Linked DNA regions of Mus musculus: region 2 is linked to region 1. A link is a loop called in an ENCODE intact Hi-C map of the cell type or tissue named here. Cell type or tissue: heart. All regions are shown on one strand. Each heading gives the region's core, and the rest is flanking DNA. Links, peaks and the distances in the headings are about the cores only. Region 1 holds the start of Tollip (toll interacting protein). Region 2 overlaps Mob2 (MOB kinase activator 2).

The links. A loop is a pair of places that touch in the nucleus more often than their neighbours do. Peaks named below come from ENCODE experiments on the same cell type or tissue, not always from the same donor. Only the 100,000 strongest peaks of a DNase experiment are listed, where the experiment ranks them.
Region 2: it touches region 1 in a loop (2.1-fold over the local background); 1 of 42 quality-filtered maps calls a loop at or near these places.

The regions. Positions count from the first base shown.
Region 1 is chr7:141,900,284-141,904,670 of GRCm38, reverse strand. It overlaps Tollip (toll interacting protein), which reads left to right and starts at 2,210. Exons shown (of 6, transcript NM_023764.4): 1 at 2,210-2,395. The coding sequence starts at 2,363. In heart, for the core only: no CTCF peak of the experiment used is centred there; a DNase peak (open chromatin) is centred at 2,160; H3K4me3 peaks cover 1,979 bases; H3K27ac peaks cover 1,790 bases; H3K27me3 peaks cover 1,227 bases.
Region 2 is chr7:142,035,690-142,040,076 of GRCm38, reverse strand. The region is part of intron 1 of Mob2 (MOB kinase activator 2); the gene reads left to right. Among named protein-coding and RNA genes, the nearest start is that of Mob2, 23 kb to the left of the region's middle. In heart, for the core only: a CTCF peak has its summit at 2,092 (motif pointing right); no DNase peak of the experiment used is centred there.

The DNA.
Region 1 (4,387 bases), core at 105-4,104:
GTATCAGTGTCTTGCTTAAACATCCTGGCCTTGTGATTTGGTCTGAGCCTTAAAAGGTCATAGAACCTCAGATAATTAAGTCACTATGCTTGGCAAGAGGAAGCACATACCTGCTCCAATGTCCAAGTTAGCCCTGTGGTCTTGGACATAACTGCTTTTCACCCTTTGGTTTGTAGACCAGGCTGGCCTCAATTTCCCAGTCCTGCTCCCATCTCAGCCTCCTAATGATCGGGATTATAGATATGTGCCACTGTACCCAGCAACAACACATTTCTCAGAGTTTCTGTGTGTCTCCATACAGAGTTGAGTAGCATCTTGTGGCAGTTGAGCCCATAGGCTCACATTGGATTAATTGATCCTCAGTGGTGTATTTGAGAAGGGTTAGGAGGTGTGGCCTTGTTGGAGGAGGTATGTCACTAGGGAAAGACTTTGAGGTTTCAAAAGACTGATCCCAATCCTAATATGTCTCTGTCTCCTGCTTGCCTCTCAGTGGTTGCTCCAGCCACCTGCTATCTCTGCTCCACCATCATGGACTCTAACCTTCTGAAACCATAAGTCTAAATTAAACTCTTCTGTAAGTTACCTTGGTCTTATCCCATCAATAGAAAAGCACTACAAATCCGAGTCAAGAGTGAAGGCAACAAAGGGGACAAATACAAGATGATGAACACAGAGATGCTAAGCCTTTCATCCATTTTCTGTTACCCATAACCTCTCTGCTGAGTGGAGTCAGTACTAGCAGCAGAGCTAGTTTTCAAGTTTCTGCAAAGTAACCTAGGTGAATTTTATCATAGTCCACCTATACCAGAGTTTCTATCTGCTGCAAATCTAGTAGAAACAAGTAAGATTATGTCCAGCCACGTGATCCCCACCATGAGAGAGCTTTAAGTCAAGGAAGAACAAATGCTGTGGTTCTGCTCTGACAGACTGTGCCAGGGCTTGAACTGATTTCAGGAACGTACTGAAGCATTTTATGAGATAAAGTTTTTTCTTGGGAACAATTCCCCCTTGGTGTTGTTGGTGGTGGTGTGTGTCTTTTTTAAACTGCTTAGTACTGAAGGATTTGGGATTCATCAGAGGCCATATGTGTGGTCTTAGTCACAAGGGGATCCTATTGTGCTATCCAGATATAATTTTATACAACAGGTTGTCTGCTGCATGTTTAGACACAAGTCACAGGTTTTGTCTATAACCAAGAAGAAAGGATTGAGCAGGGATGTGGACACCAGGAGAGATCAGGGGTCTCTTTAAAACTCTGTCTGCCACAATGGATAGTCTTTTGTGTCTTAGCTTTATCAGCATAGAGATGACAGTTTGGGCAACAGGAGCTAGAGACCGGTGAGAACTGGATATAGATCAGTGTCCAGGAACAGAGCCCAGATGCAGTCCCATGTTATGCCAAGGTAGAGACTGTCACTAGAGTTGGAAGATGTAATCTTAAAGATGAAAGGAACACAAGAGAACATGGTGTGAGTGAGGAAATGTTCTTGGTACTCCTAGACAGTACCAAGTCTATTGCCGCACAAGTAAAAGGGGACCTACAGACTGGTGACCACCATAGGGTAAACTCCTTATAGGAACTACCCTGGTTCTATCTGGCCAAGTATTCTTCTGAAGAGAGTGCTCTGAAAAGGCAAGAGTGGGTGGCCCGGGTTTCCTAGGGACAGATCTTCATCTCTCCATTCATTTAGCAAATCCAAGGCTGGTGGAAGTTTTCCGTCCCACTCTTGTCTCTCCTTCAGCTTGGTTTCTTCTTTTAAAATTTAAATATAAATGTTCTCCCTCCCACAGAATTTTGAGGTAATTCAAGAGCTTGAGGGTAGCTGGTTCTACTGCCATCTGTTTTTTTTTTCGCTCAGGCAGCCAAACCTCAGTTTTCTCCAAGCGGATCACGCACCTGCAAGCGGTGGTATCACAGCTATCTCCAGTTAGGTGACTAGACGCTGTGGCAACTCGACCGAATTGAGATGTGCGTCCCTGTTCTAGGTGTATGCGACTGGGTGAGCAGGCTTCTGCCCGCAGGAGAGTGTTCAGGTTTAGGCATGCGCAAACAGTCTGACAGCCATTTTAACGGGCTGCTGAGCGCCCGAAGGGAGCCACTGCGCAGGCGTGTACGGGAGACCCATTTCCCCCTGAGGTCGGAACACGCGTGCGCGGATTAGCCGGAAGGGGCGGGGCCAGCTATTGCCAAGCTCTGTGCTTTGGGAACGCCGGGGTGGGGCGGGGCGGGGCGACTGTCAGCTGACTGAAGAGCCGATTGCCTCGCGGGACAACGGTCGGCGACGCAGCTTGTGGTGGGAGCGGAAGAGCTCTCCCGGCGGGTCTCTGTGCAGTTGGCGAGGCAGAGGGCCGCCGCAGCACCATGGCGACCACCGTCAGCACGCAGCGCGGGCCGGTGAGTGCTCTGGGCCAGAGCCTGGCTGGGGCAGTGGAGCCTGGGGTCGGACTCCTCAGTCTTTTACGGGGCCCCTCGCGGGTTGCTCTTCCGTCCCGGGGCTTCGCGGGTCCTACCTTCGGGTACCCACCCGGAGCAGCGACTCTCGTCTATCGGACATCTGGGGTGGAGGAAGGCAGAATTTGATGGTTCCCCAGATGCCCACGGGCCCTGAAGCTCCTGGCCTCCTTCATGGAGAGGGATCCTGACTCCCGTGGTCCTCCTGGGTGGAGGCCCTGAATAGGGTTCCTCTACACAGAAGAAACCTTACCCCATTGGTCCCCAGATGGAGTGGGACCCCGACTTCCCTTAGTTCCTCAGATAGAAAGGGCCCTGAACCCCTTACGTTCTCAGATCTATCACCTGCTTGGTCTCCCAGATGGACACAAGCCCTGACTCTTGGTCTCCCAGATTGAGAGTGGTACTGACTACATTAATTTCCCAAACTGAGAGGTGCCTTGGTTCCCCGTCTCTCAGAGGAGTGGAGTCGGACACCTTTGGTCCCCCAAAGGAGAGAGATAACCTGGTCTCCTTGGTTTCAGAAATGGTGAAAGATCCCACTTTGTAGTCTGTCCTTACTTGTGACAGTTTCCTCTTCTCCCTAACATCTATAGAAAATAGGGTACTACCTCTTGAGCTTAGTTAGTGGCTACCTTTTCAAGCCTCAATTTCTTCATTTATAAACGAGGAGAGGGGAGCAGAGAACTTGGAAGACCCAACAGGGTTGTCTCTTCAGGATTGTCTTGGGTTCTATTATACTACCTGTCTCACCTCCCCTAGTGTGTATGGCCTCCCAGTAGCTCCCTGAGACTGGTGTGGGTGGGATGTTGTTAGCCAACTGTGGCTGTGTGGAGTAGAACATTGTTCTGATCAGCACCTCAGTGCCTTTTCCCCTGAAGTTAATATTGAGTGTGCCTGCAAAGCCTGTGGTTTCCCAGAGTTTTTTCACCCTGACAGCTTGGTGTTGATTGTGTGTGTGTGTGTGCGTGTGTGTGTGTGTGTGTGTGTGTGTGTGTGTGTGTGTAACAGGTAACTCCTTGGGATAGATTACTGATTTCCTGACTTTGAAGAAAGCCTCAGGCTTGTTAGATGCTTTTTAGGAGGGCTTTGAAGCCAGATCTCCTGAGCCACTGTCAAACTTGGATGGAGATTTCCAATGTTGGAGTTACTTTCATGTTCATCAACCCTTCTTCATCCTCACGGTGTCTCAGCAAACTATAGAAGATTGATGGTGGCTGCCAGAGGAGAAAGGGAGACAGAGCTTTGCCCTTTTCATATCCCCTGCCAAGTGGACACATGGCCAAGGAGAGTGGACCCTTTCTTACCGTGTGGTCTGAGAGTGTCCTTATCTCTTGTGGTTCAGGCTGAGTTTGAATTCATCTGATGGTGAACTCCATGTCTGTCATGAGTAAGAAGCTATCTTTCCCTGTTGCTTAGAGAAACTCTGGTGTTGTACAGAGCTGCAATAACCTACACAGTGATGAGTAATTGGGAGTGTCAGATGATGTTGATACTAGCAGAATCTGTGGAGTCAAATCCTGACGTTTGATCTTTCTACTTGCCCAGAGTTCCTGGGAGAATGTAGTCATAGAAATACAACATAGACAGCTGAGTGGTTTTAGGTTTTCATGACTTGTAACTTTGGGCTGTAAGAACTTGTCATAAGTGACGGGTATCTCAAGGTTTATTTGGGATATGCATATCTTCATCATAGTATTAGTGGTCACAATATTTAGAGTAACTGGACACTGAGCCACAGGTGTGGAGCACAGGGACACAGCTATGCATCGTAACTTATGTAAGCCAGAGAATGACAGTCACCATCAGATCTGTGCTCTTTCCAGTGACTTGATGTGGGAGGACTGCATGGGCCATAGCCAGGGTCTCTGTAGAATAGAAGGCCTTGAACTTCATCTGGGAAGTGCTATTTCTTAGAGTGCAGACCTTTTTCAG
Region 2 (4,387 bases), core at 279-4,278, 140 kb before region 1:
TCTCTTGCCTCTGCCTTCTAAGTGCTGGATTATAGATGTGTGTCACCACTGTAGTCACAGGAAGTCTTCTTTCAGTGTTTACATGTTCCTAAGAAACCCCCATATATCTGTTCCTCTTCCAGCTTTCCACTCCTTTTTCTTTCCCTTTGCTTATCCCTCCCTCCCATCTGAGACCCAGATAAATCCCATGGGTGGCTCTGTTGGTGTTGCCAGATGCCGTCTGAGCTGTAAGAGCACCGTCTCTGTACTTCTCTGTTGAGGAAACAGGTTTTGCTCTATGACGTCATCTGGACTATGTCTTTCACAGTATTTGTGCTTGGGCTAACTGTTCCATAGGTACCTTAGCAAAGGCCTAGACTTTTTCACCATTGTAGGTGCTTCCTCAATTATGGTGGTGCTCTCAGCCACTGATCGATGGCAGCATCTGCGAAGTCTTTGTTCTGGACACTGCAGGATACTTCCCTGCTTTTCTCACTAGGTAGTTATCTGTGAAGAAGTGTCTCTCGTGCCTGCCTGGCACCCCCAAGAAAGCCAGGGTATATGCTTGTTTTTTTCCTCAGTTGGCCAACTCTCAGAATGAAGAAGCCAACCCTACTTGTCTTTCAGAAGTGCCAGTTTAAGATTCATATATCTGTAAGCACTTTGGACTGAAGGTCTGTCACCTGTTATAGCTTTCACTATACTTATGAACACCATGTTCCTTCCATCTTGAGCCATTTTTTGTGGTCTGCTCAGCTCTGGTATCTACTGTATCCTCATGTATATGTCCTTCAGCCCTGTTCAGGCTCCCTGTTGCTGTCTGCAGTCTGCAAAGTGGCCCAAGTATGTTTCTTGAGCCTTGACTCAGTATTTACTTCAGGGTACAAGTAATGCATATACTAGATGGACATCATCACTTAAACCCTCCCTGAAAATGGAAGCCTGGATCAGGAAAGTTTGGAAGGTATAGAGGGGGTGGGGGGTAAACTAGATACAGTTTTCCAAAACAAGTGAAGGTCACATGTCGAGGGGTTTAGATACCTAGCAGGCACTAAAACAGCAGCCTTCATGGTTTCAGCATGACTATATTTGTGTTTTTGCAAGAGCACTCTGATGACACAGGGAGGATTCTATCTCATAAGTATGGCTTATTGGAGCTATGATCACATCCCTTACATCTACTGTAGAGGCAGCCTCTCATTGTTCTCTGTGGAATGAGCTACCTAGGCAGAGAGATGGCAGATGGCAGTGAGCATAGGCAAGGTCCAGCCAGGCCCTAAGGCAAGAGTAAGCTGAGTAAGGGTGTAGTAAAGAAGGAACACAGAGAAGTGAACACAAGAAGGCCTGCATGGTCAGGAGTAGGGTGCAGGGCCAGAGGATGAGAGACAGCAGGTGGATTGTAGGTGTGTATCTCTGTAAGCAGAAGAGCTGGGTACTGGTACAGAGGTGGCTTGTTGGATTAGGCTTGTCTGGGGCATAAAACAGGGATGGCCCTGTCAATGCAGCTAGTATTTGACATCATCTGTCTGGCAGCTGGAAAATTCTTCTTCATGTTCACAGCAAGCTGTCTAGACAAGTCCCCTCTACTAGAGTTCTGTTAAATTTGAAATACTATGCCAATCTGTCCAGACATTCTTCAAGTATCGATAGCCTTTCCATTTTCAGCCAAGGGTGTCCTGGGCTATTGCCAGATTTCTAGAAAAGTGCTATATTCTGCTCTCTTGAACACACCTGAGCCATTATCACAAGTACGAAGGTGAATCACAGAGGTTGATGAGCCCAGGAAGTCTGGTTCTGCAGAGCTCACCTGGCCTGCATGGAGGGCCTCTGTGGAGGCAATGCCCAAGAAATTATTGCTCCTTCAGGACCTTGCAACCACTGTGTTGCAGTGCCTGTGCTCTCTAGTTTTCTGAAGACCTCAAAGAATTGTAGGCCTGGAACCTGCTGGCCCAGACCGAGGCAGCCCACGTGGAACCCACCAAAGCTGATTGAGAAGAACTGGCTATTTATCCACATGTTAGTATGTCCCATCCCTATATGTCTCATCCTACCCCCACACCATGATGTAACTGCATGCAGGCTAGGCTAGGCTAGGCTAGGCTAGGCTAGGCTAGCCCTTGTCTCCACTAGAGGGCACTCTTGACCACTTAGGGCCCCACAGTGATCCTGTTCACAGTACAAAGAACAGTTACTCTTTTGTGATTTTACTGTGTGGTTGGTTGACTCTCCTGAGTTGCTGTGGGGTTAATGAGAGAAGGCTGGAGGAAGCTCTGCATAGTAAGAGCATATCCAATACCAAGTGCAGAGCTGCCATTGGGGCTAGTGCCTAGCAGCCTACGCCCTTAGGTGTGTCTGTACACATGCACGTGGGACCCAGGAGCCATGCCCTAAGACCAGTTGTGCCTTGTCCCAGGAGTGGTGGGAGAATCTGAGTGCTCCTCTGTGCCAGCTTAGGGAGACACTAGCATTTTCATCTCTGACAGTCCAGTGGGCAAAAGAGAGTATTCTAATTGGATCACTTTTGACCCACCATCCTCATTACTGATCTTTGTTTTAATGGTTTCAGGTTGCCTTTGACCACTCCTACATCTCAAGAGCGTAAGGATAGCCATGGGGACATGTCCATTCTGTTTATGTCTGGTCCTCTTGGCTCTTTATAGGGAATGCCATGTAGGGGCTGTTTGTTTGCTTGTTTGTTTTGTTTTTTGTTTTTGGAAGGGATGTCTAGAGGAAGGGCTTTTAATTTATTACATCATTGACCCTATTTAGATAGCAATCCTGCTTAAAGATTATGGTCTGCTATTATCCCCTCTCACAGATTGCCGTGGGTTTGGGGGTCATGTCACTGCCAGAATTGTGGCTGGTGACTTTGCACCGGAGGGAAAGGGAGCCATAAGACCACCTAAAAGTGGTTGCAGAATTTTGTGTGTGTTGGATATGAGGTAGGTACACAGTGTTAAGCTATGATGAATTTGTGTGTGTCATCTTCAATGACCTGGTTTGCTGCATCCTTCCCTGTATATTTTGGCAAGACAATGATTGACAGCTCTACCCAGGGGAGAGAGAACATAGCTGGGTGTCATTTAGTCGTTGGAACAAATCACCTTGGAAACAGTTATGGTTTTGTTTTCTTAGTTTCTTCCTTTTTTTTCCCCTTTTGGTGCTGGGCGAGGGGTAGGGGGTGGGACCCACACCTTTGTGCATGTTAAGGAAGTACCCTGCTACTGAGCTGTATCCCCAGCCCAAGTACATCAGTTCTGAAGCCTTAAGCCAGGACTCTGGTGTGGTCCATGGACTTAGGCATGATGGAGTCCCTGACCTTCAGGGTCACAGTAGTGACACTTATTATGGGATAGGTGTGGAACAAAGGCTCTGCCATAGGCCTGTTTGCTGACTAAGAAGTAGGGCAGATGTGGAGCCAACCCATCTGTCGTGCATGGGAATCTGCAGTACAGGCTTCCTCTGGATGCCCTAGAGTCTACCTGAGAGGGGATTGATACCCCTGATATACCCAGACCTCCTACTACATGGACCTCCTACTTCACCAGCTGCTGTATTTGTAGAAGAGCAATCTTATAGCCTTCATGAAGGTAAGGGCCATCTTGTTCTTTCTGATGTGTCATTCTAAAATCAGTGCTTCATTCAGCCTCATTATTTGTAAGTTATTATGAGTTTAGATGTTTGTGATGAATTACTTAAAAAAAAAACAGACTTTTTGGTTCATGGGTGTTCATGATTTGCATGCTGAAGCATTCTGTGAGGTGGACTCTGGGCAGGGAATACCTGGCCTGCTGTGATGGAGGATGGTGATAGTCATTGTCTTTAGTTGTTTCTTTTTTTTTCCTTTTGTTTGTTGGCCTTTTGTTCTCCCACCCCAGTTGTGTATATTTTCTTCCTTGCCTTTTAGTACTATTTTTGAGTAGAGTAGACATCTCCTTGAGGTTGATTTGTAAACGCTTGAACCTATGCCATTGTCCCTCTGCTGTTTGGATCCTTCTTTAGGATTCAGATGTCAACAGCCTATAGACCAGGCAAGACAAGGAGGATAGTATTCCTGAGTAACCTTGGGAAGAGTCATAAAGACCTTCAGGAGCAGTGGGAACCTGTGGGCAGAGGGTACAGCAAATTCTGGGATTTGAAGAAGGGCTGTGTATGCTAGCACCTGTAGGTCATGGGAGGCCATAGAGACCCCAAGCCTGAGCAGTCAGAGCAAAAAAGGACTGCTCTGGTTTAAGTGTGCTCATGCTAGTATTATGCATAGGCAATATTCCTGTTTGTTCTTTCCTTTTTTACCCTTCTGCTTTTTGCTATGAATGCCATAGCATGGAGGCCTTCACCAGATGCCAGCTTCTTGGACTTAGGCATTGAGAACTGAATGAGCCTATTATAAATTTCCCACCTAGGTTTT